Linked DNA regions of Homo sapiens: region 2 is linked to region 1. Evidence: read pairs that join two places in POLR2A ChIA-PET (ENCODE). Cell type or tissue: CD4-positive, alpha-beta T cell. All regions are shown on one strand. Each heading gives the region's core, and the rest is flanking DNA. Links, peaks and the distances in the headings are about the cores only. Region 1 overlaps HECA (hdc homolog, cell cycle regulator). Region 2 overlaps TXLNB (taxilin beta).

Region 1 (9,982 bases), core at 1,158-9,157:
GCAAAACCTAAAAGGGAAGTAAGGAAACCATGAAAGTCTGATGAACATTTCAAAATGCTTTTACAACAACATGCAAACTTCCACTCCATATGGCCCTAGAGGCAGGTAAAGAGGAGAAAGCAGAAAAGCCTGAAGTGAATCAAAATATAAACTATGTGAGGCATAATTACAAATCCAGATGCACACTGTAAATCATGCAGCACAACAGGCCAAAAACAAGGCTCTGCTGATCAAATGGTTAAAATCTAAGTGGACTCTGCTGTTATAACAAAATCAGGAGAGCTCAGGGACAGGATTGATCCACAGATCACAACAAAAGAATCCCAAAGTCAGCTATGCTCACACTGGTGAAAGAACCCTCCTCAAGGCTTCGGTTGCCTCAGTTTCTCCTCACTGTGGGGTCAGAAAGGCTGTTTGCAGTAGCTCCAGAAGGTCTCATTCAAAAAACTGGGCTTGCCCTGAGACCGGCAGGAGAATGAATACTACAGATTCTCTGGGCAAAATTTGCACAGCAAGAGCTCCCAGATCCAAACTTGCAGAGAAACGAAAGGCTCCCCCCAAAGCAGCAGAATACAGATTTGGAAGACCGGCATTCACTGCAAACTCCCTGGGGGAAAGCCAACATCTGCACTGGTTCTTCCAACAAATCAGTGTGTGCATTCATCACTGGTTGGGAAGCAGCCACACTGCACCACATTACAAACAGAGAACCAAAAACTCACCTAGAAAAAACTAAAAACCCCAAATCATGGCACAACGATTTGCTTTTCCAAACAGCTCTATGGTTTGAAAAAGAGCTCGTCACAAACAGTATCATGTCATGCTCACTTTCTGCAGATAAAACTTGGGCTTGGCAAGGTTTGGCAGCCTTGCAAAATGGCAGAGCCAGATCACCTATAACCTGTGTCTCCCAAATCTCACACTGTTTAGAACAGAAATGAGTTTGGAAACCTCTTCCAAATCACAGACATCTGAGAAGGCACAAAGGCTCCCTGGATCAGCATGATGCATGGTGTGTGAATAAACTCTTGGTTCAATCGAGTGCTATGTTCTCATTTTATTAATATACACATGTAATTTCAGTTCAAGTGCCAGAAGGAGAAAAATGAGAACTTTCTTATGATTCAGCATTTAAGTCTGTTATCATAAGCAACTTATGGGCAATTTAGCCTTAAGAGGCCTCAGTTTGCAGCCTGGTTCTTGAGAAGAGGCAATTACAAGTAAATAATGAGTCTTTATCTACAAGTGTCAAAGTCCTACATAGCTGGAAAAAAACTACAAGGGATTTTAGAAATGTGCAAGAAGAGACGGGTATTGAGCACTGGAGCTCAGCTATTGACTCGACAGCAGTGAGTGGCCAGAGACTCGGAGAGGAGGTAAGGGAGGGCAGCAGGAGTTGCAACCAATTTTTTTTTTTTGGAGACAGAGTCTCCCTCTAATGCCCAGGCTGGAGTTTAGAGGCATGATCTCAGCTCACTGCAACCTCTGCCTCCCAGGTTGAAGCGATTCTCCTGCCTCAGCCTCACGAGTAGCTGGGATAAGAGGCATGCGCCACCATGCCCAGCTAATGTTAGCATTTTTAGTAGTGACATGGGGTTTCACCATGTTGGCCAAGTTGGTCTCAAACTCTTGACCTCAAGTGATCTGCCTGCCTCAGCCTCCCAAAGTGCTGAGATTACAGGCGTAAGCCACCACACCTGGCGGGTTGCAACCAATTCTGAGAAACAGAGCCTTCCAAATTAAAAAGTAAACACAACCTCATAAATGTAATAGCATTACTGTGCACTGGTATACAAATGAACTCAAAGTTGCTAACTTTATGCCATGCCCAAACTGCTTTGCCTACAAGTAATTTCACAACTTTCCTCACACTCCCTTACCTTTACCTTTATTTCTATGTGGATGTTAATGTAATCATACAAAACTGTAAAATTTCTAACCAGCAAAGACAACCATAAATAAGGCTGAAAGGCAAACAATAAATTAGGGAAAGCGTATGTCAAAAAGTACCCTGAATACGCAAACACTTTGTGAAAATCAGTAAGAACACAAATACCCTATTAGTAAAATGGACAAAAATCACAAACAAGAAAAAAATACAAATGATCAATATAAATATAAAAAGATATTCACTGATGATCCAAAAAATGCAAATATTATGACAATGAGATGTGATTTTTCATCTATCTGATTGGCAAAGATGAAAATGGTAATCGAAATTTACATTACAGAGTGCGAAGGAACTGCACCACCACTGATGGTGTAAACTGGCAAACCTCGTCTGTAGGAGCAGTTTGGCAATATGTATCAAACCAGTGATCCTACTGCTAGGACTTTACCCTAAAGATAATCACATGCTAGTTATGAACTCTGGTCCATTAAGAACAGGAAGTGCCAGTTCAAATGTTCACAATCTCCCAAGCCAAGACCAGGAAGTCCTTCTGTGATAGAAGGATCAGATCAACATACGTGTACAATGTGTGAGTAAAGTGCTTCCTTGGGTCAAGTATTTTCTTGTTTTACAAATGTAATTTCAGTTCAAGTACCAGAATGACAAGCATTTTTTTTCTTTTTTTAGACAGCATCTCGTTCTGTCACCCAGGCTAGATGCAGCTCACTGCAAGCCTTTCCTCCTGGGCTCAAGCGATCCTCCCACCTCAGCCTCCCGAGTAGCTGGGACTACAGGCACACATCACCACATCCGGCTAATTTTTGTATTTTTGCAGAGGTGGGGTTTTGTCATGTTGCCCAGGCTGGTTTCGAACTCCTGGACTCAAGTGTTTCACCCACCTCAGCCTCCTAAAGTGCTGGGATTACAGGCATGAGCCACTACGCCCGACCCATAAGACCTTTTAAAAGTAATGTAAATGTCCTTATTCAGTATAAAAACCATATTGGTGTTTTTACACTGAATTTCAGTCCTCTCCTTTAAAAATCTGCATACAGTTTTTCATTATTTATGTACGTATGTGTGTGAGTCAAGATGGACCCAACATCAACAAGATTCCAACTATAAAGCATGGGGGTCAGGCACACTTCCCTACAGCCAAGCCTTTTCTGCAAGAAGGGAAGGCCATCTCTGAAGCTTAGTGTCCTCATACTCAAATGTAGACTGCAGACTGCAGGTGTCACACCTGACTCCTACTAAACACTCAAAAAGGGGAGCTGTGGCAACTTCACTTTTCCTGTCACTAGGAATGGCTGCTTCTCCTTTCCGTAAGTTCTACAGACCCAACACACCAATCACCCAGGAGTCTTGCCTAATTTGCTTCTGCACTACAGCACATCACCTTCACTACTAAAACTATATGCCTAACACAGTGGAACTGTATCATTACCGAGGTAAAGAAAGTCACTGTGACATGTAGGCACTGCCCAGTAAGAACGGATCCAAGGAGCTGGAAGCCATTTGGAAGAATTCTTTGAGCTTCCCTATGTTTTCAGGCATGTACACTTCTGCCTCCACCACAGCAGGCACTTATTTTTCAATGCCAGGCCCTCTTCATGGCTTCTGGCAGCACTGTTCTGGGCTCTCCGTGTCTGTTCACTGACACCTATCACCAGCCATCTCAGGCTCCCGCTCTCAGATTACAGATTGTACCCGCTGCCAATCAAAAATAGCCAGAACTTGATTCTGTACATTTCTGTTTCGACTTCTGCCTACTGAGCTGTGTTAGGCATAACAACTAGTGTGTTACCTTAATAAGAAGTTGTGTTATACTAAATATTACACTGAAATAAGCATCACACTCAGGAGTGCTCATTTATAAAGCGAAAACAAAGCCTGTGACTCAGTTTCAACATTAGTGTCCAAAGACTCTACTGAGATGACTTTATAACTTGAAGGGACATGATCTAAAGTATAATCAAACCTATGCTTACCCCTAGAGAAAAATATACATTTTCAATGTGGCAAGTAGCTGCTTAACTTACCGGAGCAATTTGATACCTTACTAACTTTTGTCTGAATTCATCCTCTTGATCACGTGTTATGAAGGAATAAATCTTAAGGCATTCTATTTTTAATGAATTTCCAATAAAATGAAATAAAAAGAAATGTGAATTGTGACACCTGGACCATCTTTTCCTATCCGACTATCTGTAATTGTTCTTGGTAGGGGAGGGGAGGTAATATGATTTGAGTGGCAATATATTGTGAGGGGGTCCAGAATATGCCACTGTGGCATAAAAATTAAAGAGCTGAAAGTGATTAAGTTCCTGAAATCTCTTACTGGCCTAAAAGCAGAGGCTCTCAAAAAGAATTCAATTAACATAAATCCCCTCCCCAAGAGCAACCAAGGAAGAGCGACTCATCACCAGAGATGAAAAGTCTTCACACCACACCAAGCTGATATTACCACCAAACTATCGCATCTTTCATCTATTCTCCTAAACGCCCACTTATCTTTCCAAAAAGTCCTTTGTTTTCCCATAAGTTCCCTTTTCTCCCCTCCCCTTCCCCTATTAAAATAACATACAAGCCCCTACTTCTAACCATTCCTTTGGCTCACATTCTTCTATGATTAAATGTCTTTTATCTTGCAATCTGTCTCTTGTCAATTTAATTTGCAGACCCTCAATCACTAAGCCTAAGAGAGTAGAGAAAGTTTTTCCTCCTTGACTATTTAAATCTATGAAATACACTATATTACGTGTATATATGAGAACAATGCTAACTTTCTCATTAAATGCTATCTAAGCAATTATATGACTACATTGAACACTTCATCTTCCTTTTTCCTCACTTTTCTTTAAGCTTCCTCTTAGTATCTTTCTTGTTTCTCACTCTTAGACTTTTCAAGTATTATCCTCATCTGTACAATTTAGCAAAAGTAATTTGTCTGAAAAATTGTAACATTTTAAAGTATTAGAAATGCTACTGACTTTTTGCTAGTTTATAAAAAGCTCTCAAGTACAATTAAGCTAAAACATCCTGTTGATTAAATAAAGCAAGTTGCTATTTCGCTAACCACTGAAAACTGGAAGCTTTCTGAAATATACAAAATTAAAACACACAGTCACTCTGTACAAAATAGCATTTCCCCTCACCAGAGTTTATTGTTTTAAAAACTGGTAAGATGTTGACAAAAATAAAATGACAAACCAAGATAATTAGTACAACTTGGCACAGAGATATACACTTTCTACCTAGGTACGAAAAATAAACCATAGGGACAAGCCCCTGCCTCTAGAGAAAATCTTACTTGCTCAAATGGTCCCAATCCCTCCCACTGGCATCTAGTTCTCTGATGTTAACCTCAATTAGTAACCTCACATGGCTCAGAAAGCACTGGGCTGCTGCTGCCCACAATTAAGATAGGCTTTCCATACAGCAGTCTTGGATCCTGCAACACTGTCATCCTGGGCAGAAAAGCAGCATGTGCCATGTGCCCTCTGCTTCATTGAAAAACCACAATTGAGGGTCCATGGCAGGCTCCACCTCCAATCCTTTATTAGTTATATTAAAAGATACTCATTCTGTTAAAATATATAATTTTACAAACTTGTCAACAACCTGTGATTACCCCCTTTTCAAATTCAGCTGACCATGTCCTTGTTTATAAACCTAGGTGGGCGGTTCTCCACTGGCTACAAACATCCAGCTTTGACTGTCTGACCCAGCCCCCTTTCCAGCCTCCAGTCCTACCACGGCACCTGACACCGGCTACATCAAACTCCTGGAGCAACCAGAACTCAAGGCCCTTTTTCACTTCCCTCTGTTTGGAACATCCTTCCTCTACCTTTAGAATTCACTGTCTCTCTTCCTGCAAGACTCAGCTCAAATGTCCCCTCCTCCAGGAAACATCATTTTCCCCACTGGCTATCCACAGTACATTATCATGGCTCCTGTTGTTTCCATGTCTCTCTGCCAGCTTCACAGTGAGCCCTTGATGGTATGGATTCTGATCCCCCCAAGTATAATTTAACATTGTACTTCTCAGTCATAGGAGATAGTAGGTGCATAATAAATATGTAGTAAATGGATGAGTATATAAACAATGAATTAGGATCTAATGAATGAGGATCTAATGAATGAATGAGGATCTAATGAATCCAGTAGTTGCCTGGAGAGAGGGAAGGATCCTGTGTTTAATTCTCAGTAACACTAAGCCCTGGCTGATCCCCCAAAGTACATCCTGGGCTCCTCACCTCCTTTCAGCTACACAACTCCACATACTCATTTGACTTCTCCATCTTCAAATCCAATACTTATATTTAACCCAATATTTTGCCACATATGCTCCTGCTCTTTCACAGCTGCCCTTGTTTAATACATGGAATAACTTACTTGCATTTCTTTCTTTCTTTTTTTTTTTTTTTTTTTGAGACAGAGTCTCGCTCTGTCACCAGACTGGAGTGCAGTGGCGCAATCTCGGCTCACTGCAATCTCCATCTCCTGGGTTCAAGCGATTCTCCTGCCTCAGCCTCCCGAGTAGCTGGGATTACAGGCACGTGCCACCACATCCAGCTAATTATTCTATTCTTAGTAGAGATGGGGTTTCACCATGTTGGCCAGGGTGGTCTCGATCTCCTGACCTTGTGATCTGCCTGCCTCAGCCTCCCAAAGTGCTGGGATTACAGGTGTGAGCCACCACGCCTGGCAGCGTTTATTTCTATATAAGGAAGATGTACCCATTTTTACATGTTGCTTTTTGTTTGCTTATTTTTAGCTAAATCATCTGATTTTTTCCCAGTAAACTATGATAAGAAAGAGAAGATGGGGGAAGAGTAGATAATCATTTTGAGTCAAAGCAGTGCTTGAATAAAAACTTGCACGGTACTATAGTCTTTTTCCACATTAATGTCTCTCAGTGTCTGTTCTTAACATCACAATGGCTTAACAAGTTTTTTAGTTGGATAAGGTTGAACAAACCACAAAATTTACAAAGCTGTTGTTGACAGGGCTCATATCTGCCAGGCCCTGTGCCAACGTCTTTCACATATACTGTTTTCCTTCAAAAAAACACCCTAAAGGATTGCATTTAGAAAACAGAGGCTGAGAAAGGTTAAATAACCTGCCCCAAAGTCACTCTGCTATAGCGTAAGTTATAGCACCTAGCTTTACACCCAAGCCTGAAGTACCCAGTCTTTTTTCACTAAAGCTTTAAAAACTCCAGATCTTACTTTGTAAGATTAGAATCATAATACAGACAGAATTTCAAAGGTCTATGCTTTCATCTTCACTAACTCTATCACCAGTTACTAAAATATCATCTACCATTATTACTTTTGTTTTTGAGACGGAGTCTCATTCTGTCGCCAGGCTGGAGTGCAATGGCGCGATCTCAGCTCACTGCAACCTCCGCCTCCTGGGTTCAAGTGATTCTCCTGCCTCAGCCTCCTGAGTAGCTGAGATTACAGGAGCCCGCCACCATGCCCAGCTAATTTTTGTATTTTTAGTAGAGAAACAGGGTTTCAGCATGTTGGTCAGGCTGGTCTTGAACTCCTGACCTCATGATCCGCCCGTCTCGGCCTCCAAAAGTGCTGGGATTACAGTCGTGAGCCACCATTGCCTGGCCACCATTACTACTTTTTAAAATCTCTGTTTTAAAAACAGAAATACATCCAGCCTTGGAAAGTCCCCCTATGTACGACAGCATCTGCTCCAAATTCCGGATGCAAATGGGGCCCTCCAGTTGCTGAGACATTTTGGAGAATTTGCTGAGCAATTCTCCAGCATGCCTTTAAAACAACCAGGGAATGATGAGACCATGGGGAAAAGCACTCTGACCACAGCAATGTCAAACTGGTACAACCTTTCAATAGGGCAATCTGTCAGCATGTATTAAAAGTCACGAGAATATGCATAATCCTTGGATATAGCAAGTCCACAGGAAGAATTTTTCCTAAGTACATGCTGTGGTTTGAATGTTTGTGTCCCTCCAAGATTCATGCTGAAACTTAATCCCCAGTGCAACAGTATTATGAGGTGGAGCCTTTAGAAGGTGTTTAGGCCATGGTCAGGTGCAGTGGCTCACACCTGTAATCCCAGCACTTTGGGAGGTCAAGGCGAGTGGATCACAAGGTCAAGAGATCGAGACCATCCTGACTAACGTGGTGAAACCCTGTCTCTACTAAAAATACAAAAAATTAGCCGGGTGTGGTGGCGGGTGCCTGTAGTCCCAGCTACTCGGGAGGCTGAGGCAGGAGAATGGCGTGAACCCAGGAGGTGGAGCTTGCAGTGAGACGAGATCACACCACTGCACTCCAGCCTGGGCGACAGAGCGACACTCCATGTCCAAAAAAAAAAAAAAAAAAAAAAAATTAGCTGGGCATGGTGGCATGTGCCTGTAGTCCCAGCTACTAGGGAGGCTGAGGCAGGAGAATCGCTTGAACCTGGGAGGTGGAGGATGCAGTGAGCTGAGATCAAGCCACTACACTCTAGCCTGGTGACATAGTGAGACTCTGTCTCAAAAAAAAAAAAAAAAAAGAAGGTGTTTAGGCCATGAGGGCTCTCATGAACGGGATTAGATCCCTCATAAAAGTGCTTGAAGGAACAAGTTCATCCCTTTCACCTTCTCTGCCATGTGAGGATGCTGTGATTCTCACCAACTACAGAATCTGCTGGCTGTGACCTTGGACTTCCCAGCTTCTAGAACTGTGAGAAATAAATTTCTATTGTTTATAAATTATCCACACTGAGGTATTTTGTTGTGGCAGCAGAAACAAATTAACACATGAAGTAATTAAGTGGACAAATGCCCAGAAATATATAAATAAGAACCTAAAGGTAAACAATAGTGGAATGATCAAATTTCCAAGGTGCAGACATATGATGATGCACCTGTATATTTACTGCTCTGCTAAAATGTCCACAAACTATTCTATGTGTAAAAATCAGATTATAAAATATATGATCTTCTTTTTGCAGAAACTATATATGTACTTTTAAAAGTTTTGTGAGAAAAAAAATTTAAGGCTGCAAGAACATATATCAAAATATTAATAATGTTGATCTCTTAAGTGGTGGAATTATGTGTTTAACCAGAAAGGCAAAGAAAGCTTCTTTTCTAAGATGCTTATTTCATTACTGGTAAAATAATAAAATAACACAATATTTTCAAATAAATAAAGCCCTTAAAAATGCCAAAGAGGGCCGGGCGCGCTGGCTCACGCCTGTAATCTCAGCACTTTGGGAGGCCGAGGTGGGCGGATCTCGATGTCAGGAGATCAAGACCATCCTGGCTAACACGGAGAAACCCTGTCTCTACTAAAAATACAAAAAATTAGCCGGGCATTGTGGCGGGTGCCTGTAGTCCCAGCTACTCCGGAGGCTGAGGTAGGAGAATAGTGTGAACCTGGGAGGTGGAGCTTGCAGTGAGCCGAGATAGTGCCACTGCACTCCAGCCTGGGTGACAGAGCGAGACTCCATCTCAAAAAACAAAAATGCCAAAGAGTTGCTGATCAAAATCAGTTAGGACAGATTTTTTTCTGTAAAGAATCTCTTCTGGTACCTTCAAGTTCTTTAAATTATTCATAGCTAAAAGCCTGAAGTAAACTCATAGGAGGATTAAGCTGCAAGAGATTTTCCCGTTTTATCTCCCGTTTTCAATTCTCCATGGAATGAAATATATTCTTGGACTTACAGGAAAATTGACATTGAAGGTTTAGTTTCTAGAACTTAAGGACAGATCACAGATCCTCTAACAAGTAAAGAATGAGAGAAAGACGAGACTGCGCATAGAGCACCATGAACGGCGCACAGAAGAGCTCTTCACTTTAATACACGAAGTGTACAGGAAGAATCTTTGATGCATGAGGCAATATTTTCTGCCAATCTCCACTAAAAAGGTGGATTTCAAAAGACAACATCCAAAGGCAAATAGTTCTTGAGACCCAAAAAACTGACTTCTAGATAAGGCAAGAAAATGTTTTCTAAGATTATAATGGTAACCTATATACCTTAGATCCTCAACAGATATTCCTTGATTTGAAAATAAACAGCAAGCAAACATTTTTCATTTTCCTACTGATGGATATA
Region 2 (9,982 bases), core at 856-8,855, 110 kb before region 1:
AGTTACTGAGAAGGCTGAGGCAGGAAAATTGCTTGAACCCAGGAGGCGGAGGTTGCAGGGAGCTGAGGTCACACCACTGCATTCCAGCCTGGGCGACAAAAGAGAAACTCCGTCTCAAAGAAAAAAAAGAAAAAAGAAAAGAAACAGTTGCTAACAAAAGTGCACCAAGTGGGGATGTTCTGGAGAGGTTCCAGCAGAGGCTGAATGATTGTTGGCCAAGATTACTAGAGAAGGTTCCAGAATGTGGTGGGAAGTTGAATTTTTTGTGATTCATACTTGAGCTAGAGACTATTTTTTTTATTAAAACCACTAGTTTATAGTTGAGAATCCAACTTTTTTAGACCAATTATTTTCTTAGCTTTCTTTTTCTTTATTTTTTTAGAAATGGAGTCTCACTCTATTGCCCAGGCTAGAGTGCAGCAGTGCCATCATAGCTCATTGCAACCTGGGATTCCTGGGCTCAAGTGATCCTCCTGCCTCAGCCTCTCGAGTTGCTGGGACTGCGGGCATGCACCACCACCCCTGACTAATTTTGGTTTTTTTTTTTTTTCAGTGACAAGGTCTCCCTATATAGCCCAGGCTGTTCTCAAACTCCTGGCTTCCAGCAATCCTCCCAGCTCAGCCACCCAAAGTGCTGGGATTATAGGCATGAGCCACCATGCTGGGCCTGGTTTTTTAAGCTTTCTTAGATTCTTTTCAAAGTTCCAAAAAATTACTTAAGGAGGTTAATGAGCAGGTTGCTAAGTTTTGTAGACAAATTACAGCCAAATAGTAATCTAAAAGGCAAATCTGACCATCTTTCCACACACTCTCTCTTCTCATAGTTGCTGAACCAGGCAGCAGAGTGGAAACTTCAGGCGAAAGTGCTGAAGGAGCAAGAGACAGTCCTGCAGGCTCAGGTGAGGCCAGGTGGACGAGGCATGGGGGTGCTGTCCTCACTGTCCCCAGATAAAAAGGCTGGGGCCAAAGGTGGGCAGCAGAAGTCCTCCTATGTGGCAGGGGATGGGGGGATGGGAATTGGAAATGAAGAACAACTTCACATTTATTCATATTTTCAAGTAAAAATAAAAGCACAATATTATATCTATGAAAAAGAAATGTTCTGCGCCGGCAACATCCAGTCAAAGGTTTGTTGACAGACAATGGATGACAGTACAGTGGTCAAGAGAGTCAGCCAGTGTCCAGGTTCCCATCTAGCACTTCTTATTTCCACCGTACTTCCCCTCTCATTGCCCTGTTAAGGTAAGAAGAAAACGTAAACTGCTCAGATGCACCATCTATGACTGGCGATTCTTAAGATGTCCTCATGTCTTGATATTATTTATCATAAAAAGAAAATGAGGCCGGGCGCAGTGGCTCACACCTGTAACGTCAGCACTTTGGGAGGCCCAGGCGGGCGGATCGCCTGAGGTCAGGAGTTCGAGACCAGCCTGACCAACATGGTGAAACCCCGTCTCTATTAAAAAATATATAAACATTAGCCAGGCGTGGTAGCATGTGCCTGTAATCCCAGCTACCCAGGAGGCTGAGGCAGGAGAGTCACTGGAACTCAGGAGGCGGAGGCTGCAGTGAGCCGAGATCACATCACTGCACTCCAGCCTGGGCGACAGAGTGAGACTCCATCTGTTTAGAAAGAAAAGAAAAGAAAATGAGAAAAATAGTCACCACTCAAGTTTCTATGCCATCAGAGGTTGGCCTTGTCAGTGGTGAATGGATACAAGTGTCAGGCAAGTCAGGAACCATTTTGGTTTGGCTGCGTGACAACTTTTATGTGCTTCTGTTAGACTCTGGGGGTTCCTATTTCAGACTCAAAAAAAGGGGGGACCATTCTGGACATTTATGCCACAGCTGACTCTGGAAGAAAGCCAGACCTACCCATCTTACCCCTACCTGGGGCTCTGCCTGTCCTAAATAATGGTCCCTGTGGGTTCCAGGAGTACCATCCTGCCACAGGCCACAGACTTCCACTGCCCTGGGAAACACCCAAGTGCTAAAGGGACTGTGAGGTCACAGGGAGAAATTCACCGAAGGCAAGGAAATCAGAAACCTTCCAAGCTGGGCAGCATTAATTTAAGATTTGTAAATGTTTATATGCTGACAGCTGAGTACTTGTTCACTGTAAACACACACACACACACACACACACAAATCGTGTTCATTGTAAAAGAAAAAAGCAAATAAGAAATTTAAAATCACAGATTATACTACTGCACAGACAAAAATACAGGGAACATTTTCATATCTAGCCTTCTTAAAGTATATTTCTGCAATGCATATATAGCAAAGCAATAATAAATTATTTTCTCCAGTATGAACTACTCTCTGATAATAAAGAAGAATTGTCTTAATACACTAGATACATAGAAGTTAGAACCATAATGTGTCTGAAGCAAAGGGCCCAGAGTTACAAACTCAAGATCATCCTTTAGGCAGTCACGGAACTCATCACATCATGGTGTAGGGTGGGTGGCTGACTGCTGGCTGTCTAGCAGAAGGAAAGGGGGTGTGACCTCAAGGAATCAAGCCAAGGCCTCTAATTCTATCTGTGCCTCATTCACCACACAGAGCCTTGAGGGGAACAATAAATAATACTTGAAGCTGTGCACTGTTCACATCATCTGCTACATGCAATCTCTACTCCTCCATGCAAAATGAAGACAATCAACTTGAGCAGAGTAGATTACATTGTTAAACTGTGGGCTACAGAGTGATTCACTCAGCTGGCATCAGAATCGAGGCCTTTAATGACCTGTACAATACAAATATTAAAGTTTTGATCTAATTTCCCCCTTATACCCCCTCAAACTTAAAAAACCATCAACCAGGGGTTCTAGATTTGCTATTGTTCCTCATTCATCCCTGAGTCAAGGCACCAGGTCAGAGTCCTGGCTCTTTTACCGAGAAGCTGTGTGACCCTGTGTAACCCACCTAAACCTCTATGGAACTAAATTTCCTTGTCTGCAAAATGAAAATGCTATAATGAATCAATGACCCCAGCCTGGAGTCGTGCAACCCCTGAGAGGCCTATGACTTTTCAGCGTTTCCAAAACATCAGCACATAAGGTAGCAGCTACTATCTAAAATGTAGTTGTTTCTGGTATTACTTCACCTCTTGCTCAGCAACTGTGGATGGAAATTATGCCTATGTTTAAGTTTTTAAAAGGAAAATCAGTTAATGCATATGTAATATATGTAGTTGGTTTTCAAATCATGCATCCAAAGCATTTTGCTCAGTGTCTGGCCCAAAATAAGCATAATTAATTCAACCAATATTTACTGAGCATCTACTAAGTGCTAGGCATGGTTCTAGGTTTGGCGATATAATCATCAATAAGAGAGAGAAAAATCTCTGCTTGACTATTAATTAGTGTATGAACTAGTAGTATTATTTCATAGGTAAGGATTTCATATAAGGAAATATGGAAATATGAGAAGGAAATATGAGACAACAGGAGTTTTTTGTTTGTTTTTGAGACGGTGTCTCACTCTGTTGCCCAGGCTGGAGTGCAGTGGCATGATGTCAGCTCACTGCAAGCTCCACCTCCCGGGGTTCACGCCATTCTCCTGCCTCAGCCTCCCGAGTAGCCGGGACTACAGGCACCTGCCACCACACCCGGCTAATTTTTTGTATTTTTAGTAGAGACAGGGTTTCACCGTGTTAGCCAGGATGGTCTTGATCTCCTGGCCTCGTGATCAGCCCACCTCGGCCTCCCAAAGTGCTGGGATTCCAGGCGTGAGCCACTGCGCCCGGCCCAACAGGAGTCTTAAGTTGCAAAAAAGTTGAAGAACCGCTGGAAAAGATGATCTCAAGATGCTATTCAGCTGTAGTTCATGAGCATAGAGAACTTCCAGAGCTGAAGAAGTGTGGCCCTAAGCTAAGTTGACCCCGCCTTGTCCATTGCCTGCAGTGTTCCACAGTGCAGGCAGCCTCACTAATTGCAAGAACCCTCCTTTGTCTTTCTTTTTTGTCTCCAAGTTACCTTTGAAATTCCAATAATTACTTAAGCCTCAAGAATAAAATAGAGGTCCTGAATCCCTATGCGTAATCATGTTTAAACAAGCTCCTCATTAAAAAGTATCAACATTATATTTCTAAAACTTCTAAACTTTGAAAACAAACTCTATCACAGATTCTTTTGCATAACACTCCAACACTTCCTTTGGTTTTACGCTGCCTTTAAAGGGGTGGGAGTAGCAGGAGGCCAAGGCCAAGGCCCCATTTCTAAGGTCTGGGCAACAGAATTATCAAGGACAGATTGTGTTATTTTCCTAGAGAAGTCACTTTTCAGTCATAAGACAACTGCTGGCCAATTGGGGGCAGGCTTCTCACTTAGGGAAGCGATGTCTGGCTTTCAATTATACAAGCCAAGGCAACAGAATAAATGTCAGAGATGATCAATGGGATACAATTGTCACTACAAAATCGAGTGTTCATTGGATCAACAAGGATGAAGACAGTAGCAGATGTGGGAAGTCAGCAATATCTGATGTGGACGCAAAATACTACCCAAGGGGAAAGATGAGTGGGTAAATTGTGGAAAGCATGTAATCAGAGTCTTTAAAGTCTGAAGTCCTCCCCATACCTCTACAGGGTGAGAGGAGAGCACTGCTGCACCTGTTCTTGTCATAGGACTTAACTCCCAAACCAAATCTCACAGGTTCACCAAGATGATTCCTGGACACAGTTGTTTCCCATGTCTATGAGTGTCTGTAATTAAAATTTGGTGCTCAGTGAAAAGACTGTGTTTGTCACTTGGCCCATTTAAAAGTGAAATATTGAGGCAATTTTTGTTGTTGTTCTAATCATAGAAGAGTTTGTTTCTATTTCTGCCTCTGGCAGGGGAAATGCTGTGCATGACCTCTGGATGTCCTTCCCTGGCTCTGTGAAATACCAAAGTGAGACTGGGAATATGACACATGAAACCAAACATGTATCCTGTCAGCACGATAGTGAGAGGGAAGACGCTACCAAACAAATATCCATTTAGTAAACAAGAAGCACAAACATTTAGTAAGTAGGAGAGTGTTAGAGTTATCTGAGAAATCCATAGTTTTTGCCACCAGACAGAGAGGTCAAATAGGAAGAAAAGCAAAATGTTAGACTGGTCACTGGAAGGAAGAAATAGGGAATTGTTGTTTAATGTGTATAAAGTTTCCATTTTGCAAGATGGAAAAAGTTCCAGAGATTGGTTGCACCACACTGGAAATATACTTAGCAATTCTGAACTATACACTTAAAAATGGTTAGGATGGTAACTTTTGTGCTATGTGTATTTTACTACAATTAATTTTTTTAATAGAAAGCAAAAATGAAAACCATAACTAGAAAAAGCACAGAAGAGCTGGTGATGAATCAAGACACTACTTCTCAGAACTCTGGGTGTGTCTGTCTTCTCCATGCTCATGAGCCAGCAACAAGAAAACATAAGAAAAGGAAACAAAATCTGCCCAATTAATACACCACAAAGAACATTCTGCCTTTTTCTTTTTTAAAGCCTTTACTTTGAGACATAATGAAAAAATATAACAGGTACACATGGAAAAGTAAGACATGGTGACAGCCTTACCCAGTTAAGTGAAGACAATCAAACCTGAGGGCTTTTAATGCCTGTTAGCTCATGTTGAGGCTGAAGTCCTGGGGGTGGTTGTTCTTGCTGATTCCAGCAAGGCTGCATCTGTGAGATGGACCAGACATGTGCTCACTCCTGCCCCGTCTGTCTGCAGCCTGCAACTACAGGGCTGCAAGAGGGATCGGGAGGACCAGCTGAGGAGACCACAGTGTCTGAGGCCTCTATGTAACTCTGCTAGAGTTACTGATAAGTTGGAAAAAGAATGGGGAGAAATTAAGGAAAAAAGTTAACAAAAGAGGCCGGGCTGAGAATACAAATGAAAAGATTTTGTGATAGAAGGTGACCAGGATCTGCTGGGGGTAGTTGTTCCCACCCTAGGCCAATGGATGATGTACAGGATAGGTAGCCAGTCCCCAGGAGCTAACCCTAGGGCACAGTGTCTCAGACCAAGAGGTCTGACCCATTTGTGGGCCCTGAAATTAATTCTGGCCCACAGTGGATTCCAGCCAGTATTTTGAAAAAAAAAAAAAAAAAAGAAAGAAAGAAAGAAAGAAAAAACACAGTTGAACAGAATATGTCAGAGTGCATTGCACATGATTGGCTGGGTACAGTGGCTCATGCCTGTAATCCCAACACTTTGGGATGTTGAGGCAGGAGGATTGCTTGAAGCCAGGCGTTTGAGACCAGCCTGTGTTAAAAAAAAAAAAAAAAAAAAGCCAGACATGGGGCATGTGCCTGTAGTCCTAGCAACTCTGGAGGCTGATGCAGGAGGATCCCTTAAGCCCAGGAGGTTGAGGCTGCAGTGAGCTAGGATCACACAATTGCACTCCAGCCTGGGTGACAGAATCAGACTGTCTCTTAAAAGAAAGAAAAAAAAAACCACAGTAAACATTGTCTTATGCACCATGCGTGTGTGTGTGAGAGACAGAGTGTGTGTGTCTCTCTGTGTGTGTAAAACCCTAGAGCCCCTTCTTGGCCATGAATTCCTTGATGCCCCTTTACTCTGTCTTCTTTAATCTGTGTGTCAAGGAATCATGAGAAACAAATTTCGGTTCTGTCACATACAGTACTAATGAGAGAATTCAAAATGATAATCAGCTGTCATTTGGCTTTTCTTTGGATAATCTGTATTCTACCGAAATGATTTATGTTATTGCTGTCTACTGCAGTAAAATCTCTACTACTCCAAATTATTGGGGAAAACCCATTCTAGATAAGCAATTTTCTGGGCTCTAGGGGTTGTTTGACTCATACATACTCCCTCTCACACCCACACCCCAAGACTGGAAACTCTCCAATCTGCCAGCTTTCATTCAGGGTGCTTTCTGTACTTTAAAAAAGACAGTCTCACTGATAACACCGGTCGGTGCCTTCCTTCCAGCTGATAACCCAGCCTTCCTGGTCTATCCAGTGCAGCCAGGGCCCTTGTTTATTGACGGATGCTGCAAGTCTGCTTCTTCATACAAAAAACTATGTTGTATGAAAATGTTATACCCATTTGAAGACTTGGGACTATTCTGGACACTCAAGAGTACCAAAGATTCATTTGAAAATTGAGGCTTGACCAATCTGAATCATCCATACTAAATCCTCTCTTATTCAAAACATGCTACCCTAATATTATTTTCAAAGACAAGATTTTATTATTTTATCACTGTCATTATATCACTGATCAAGTATTTACACACTCTCCTTCCCTGTGTTGCCCCATTTCCACCCCGAATGCAAGCACTTGAATTAAGGACTTGGCGATACAAATGCTCCTCGCTATATCTCCATGGTGAGCCATACACTTGGCAAATGCTAACCCATACAATGCTTCTCTGCAAATTAGAAAAAGGCATCTCTTTTTCAAGACTCATTACTTCCATCTGTGGAAAACTGATGTAATAAACTGATTTTGATAAAAAGGGACATTTAACTGCTATTGGCTAGAATGCTATATTCATAAACATACAAAACTCTGATGTCTGAAACAGAAATGGCAACTGCCTAGAGTGGTGTACAACCTGTGTCATGGCAATGGCCCTTGTCCGTGTCCAGCCCACATTGCCTTTATCACGTCTTTTCATTTGTCTATTTTTTCCCTTCCTTCAAGACCAAGTTCCAGGTTCACCTTCTCCATAAACATGTGGCTCACATGATCACCTGCCATGCTCACCTTCTCCGATCACCCACTGTCCTTAACTGACTTGACTATGTAGCCATTGTCCCATAGTCAAGTTGTCTTTGAGATGGTCTTCCCATTAGAAGTGCAGGTCCCTCAAATGCAGATCCATGTGTTAAATACTTCTGTACATACAGTCCATGCATGTAGTACTCAATCAATGTTGATAAAAGTTTTAATATAATGAAATAACATATTTTCTTTTTTCATTTTTTTCTTTTTTTTTTTGGAGACAGAGTTTTGCTCTTGTTGCCCAGGATGGAGTGTAATGGCGTGATCTCTGCTCACTGCAACCCCTGCCTCCTGGGTTCAAGCGATTCTCCTGCCTCAGCATCCCAAGTAGCTGGGATTACAGGTGCCCACCACCATGCCCGGCTAATTTTTGTATTTTTAGTAGAGACGGGGTTTCACCATGTTGGCCAGAATGGTCTCAAACTTTTTTTTTTTTTTTTTGAGACGGAGTCTCGCTCTGTCGCCCAGGCTGGAGTACAGTGGCACGATCTCGGCTCACTGCAAGCTCCGCCTCCCAGGTTCACGCCATTCTCCTGGTCTCAAACTCTTGACCTCAGGTGATCCATCTGCCTTGGCCGCCCAAAGTGCTGGCATTACAGGCGTGAGCCACTGCGCCCAGACTATTTTTCCATTTTTCTTTAAAGAAGCATTTCAATCATGCTCACTGGCCTAGGTTAATCTTGTAGTAAATAAAATAATTAAACATATTACTAATACTATATTGAGAATTCCTTTAAATAATGAACAATGACATGTTTTCTTCTGGAAGTATTCTGAAAGATCCACTCTTTCCTCTGTTTACAGCTCACTCTCTACTCAGGAAGGTTTGAAGAATTCCAGAGCACACTAACTAAAAGCAACGAGGTGTTTGCCACGTTCAAACAGGAAATGGACAAAGTGAGTATTGCTTATCACCAACAAAATATTGACATTTTCTATTTTGACAGGCAAATTTCCTTTGGTTTCCTTTTTCTCTCACTAAGATATTTTGGTGCATTTCACAAAGTAATGAAATGTTTATAGGTAGGAATGAGGTTTGGGCTGTATTTTTTAATTGGTAAGTATCTAGTGAATTAATCTTAGCAGGAGTCCAAAAATTCTAGGTTTCATTTTCACTCTGAAGAAGAATAGTTCTTTTTCTAACCCATGGATAACTTAAAAAAAAAAAAAAAAAAAAAAAAGAAGACCAGAGCTAGCAATTTAACATGATGGTGTATATACTGAACTCAAAATATAACCTTCTAAGAATTAAAAAAAAAAAAACAAAAACTTTTGTCCAGACGTGGTGGTTCATGCCTGTAATCCCAGCACTTTGGGAGCCCAAGGCATGAGGATCACAAGATCAGGAGTTCGAGACCAGCCTGGCCAAGATGGTGAAACCCTGTCTCTACTAAAAACACAAAAATTAGCCAGGCGTGGTGGCATGCGCCTGTAGTCCCAGCTACTCAGGAGGGTGAGGCAGGAGAATCGCTTGAACCTGGGAGGCAGAGGTTGCAGCGAGTGAGATCACGCCACTGCACTCTAGCCTGGGCAACAGAGCGAGAATCTGTCTCAAAACAAAAACACAAAAAACCAAAAAACTTTTATATGAATATACAAAAGTAGAATGTTAGAATAGGAAATACCATCTTATAAGAACCTTCTTAGAAGAGAATTTAACTTATGTAATGTAATATAACTGACAGAGCCTTGAATGAGAAGATGGAAGCCTGAATTCAATTCTGGTGTGTTCTTGCTCATCAAGTGGTCTTACTCATCAATTCACTTAACTTCCTGAATCTAATTTTTTTTTTTTTTTTGAGATGGAATTTCGCTCTTGTTGCCCAGGCTGGAGTGCAATGGTGCGATCTTGGCTCACTGCAACCTCTGCCTTCCGGGTTCAAGCAATTCTCCTGCCTCAGCCTCCCGAGTAGCTGGGATTACAGGCATGCACCACCATGTCCGGTTAATTTTATATTTTTAGTAAAGACGGGGTTTCACCGTGTTGGTCAGGCTGGTCTCGAACTCCTGACCTCATGTGATCCACCCACCACGGCCTCTCAAAGTGCTGGGATTACAGGCATGAGCCACCATGCCTGGCCTCTAATTTTTTTTAATCTATGCAGATACTACTTTCCCTGCCTAACTCACAAGATTGTGAAGTTAAATTAATACATTTTGGAAGGGATTTTAACTTTTTACATGTATTTTTCAAATATAAGGTGCCAGTATTATAATTTAATGTAATGTTTAA

Evidence for each region. Peaks named below come from ENCODE experiments on the same cell type or tissue, not always from the same donor. Only the 100,000 strongest peaks of a DNase experiment are listed, where the experiment ranks them.
Region 2: POLR2A ChIA-PET joins it to region 1 with 14 read pairs; 5 of 35 experiments call an interaction of 5 or more read pairs at or near these places.

The regions. Positions count from the first base shown.
Region 1 is chr6:139,140,203-139,150,184 of GRCh38, reverse strand. All of the region lies in intron 1 of HECA (hdc homolog, cell cycle regulator), which reads right to left. Among named protein-coding and RNA genes, the nearest start is that of HECA, 10 kb to the right of the region's middle. In CD4-positive, alpha-beta T cell, for the core only: no CTCF peak of the experiment used is centred there; a DNase peak (open chromatin) is centred at 5,340; H3K4me3 peaks cover 4,081 bases; H3K27ac peaks cover 3,064 bases.
Region 2 is chr6:139,246,481-139,256,462 of GRCh38, reverse strand. It overlaps TXLNB (taxilin beta), which reads left to right. Exons shown (of 10, transcript NM_153235.4): 7 at 825-899; 8 at 8,554-8,646. Among named protein-coding and RNA genes, the nearest start is that of TXLNB, 41 kb to the left of the region's middle. RefSeq lists a silencer at 5,597-5,891. In CD4-positive, alpha-beta T cell, for the core only: CTCF peaks have their summits at 5,680 and 8,498; a DNase peak (open chromatin) is centred at 5,702; H3K27ac peaks cover 2,061 bases.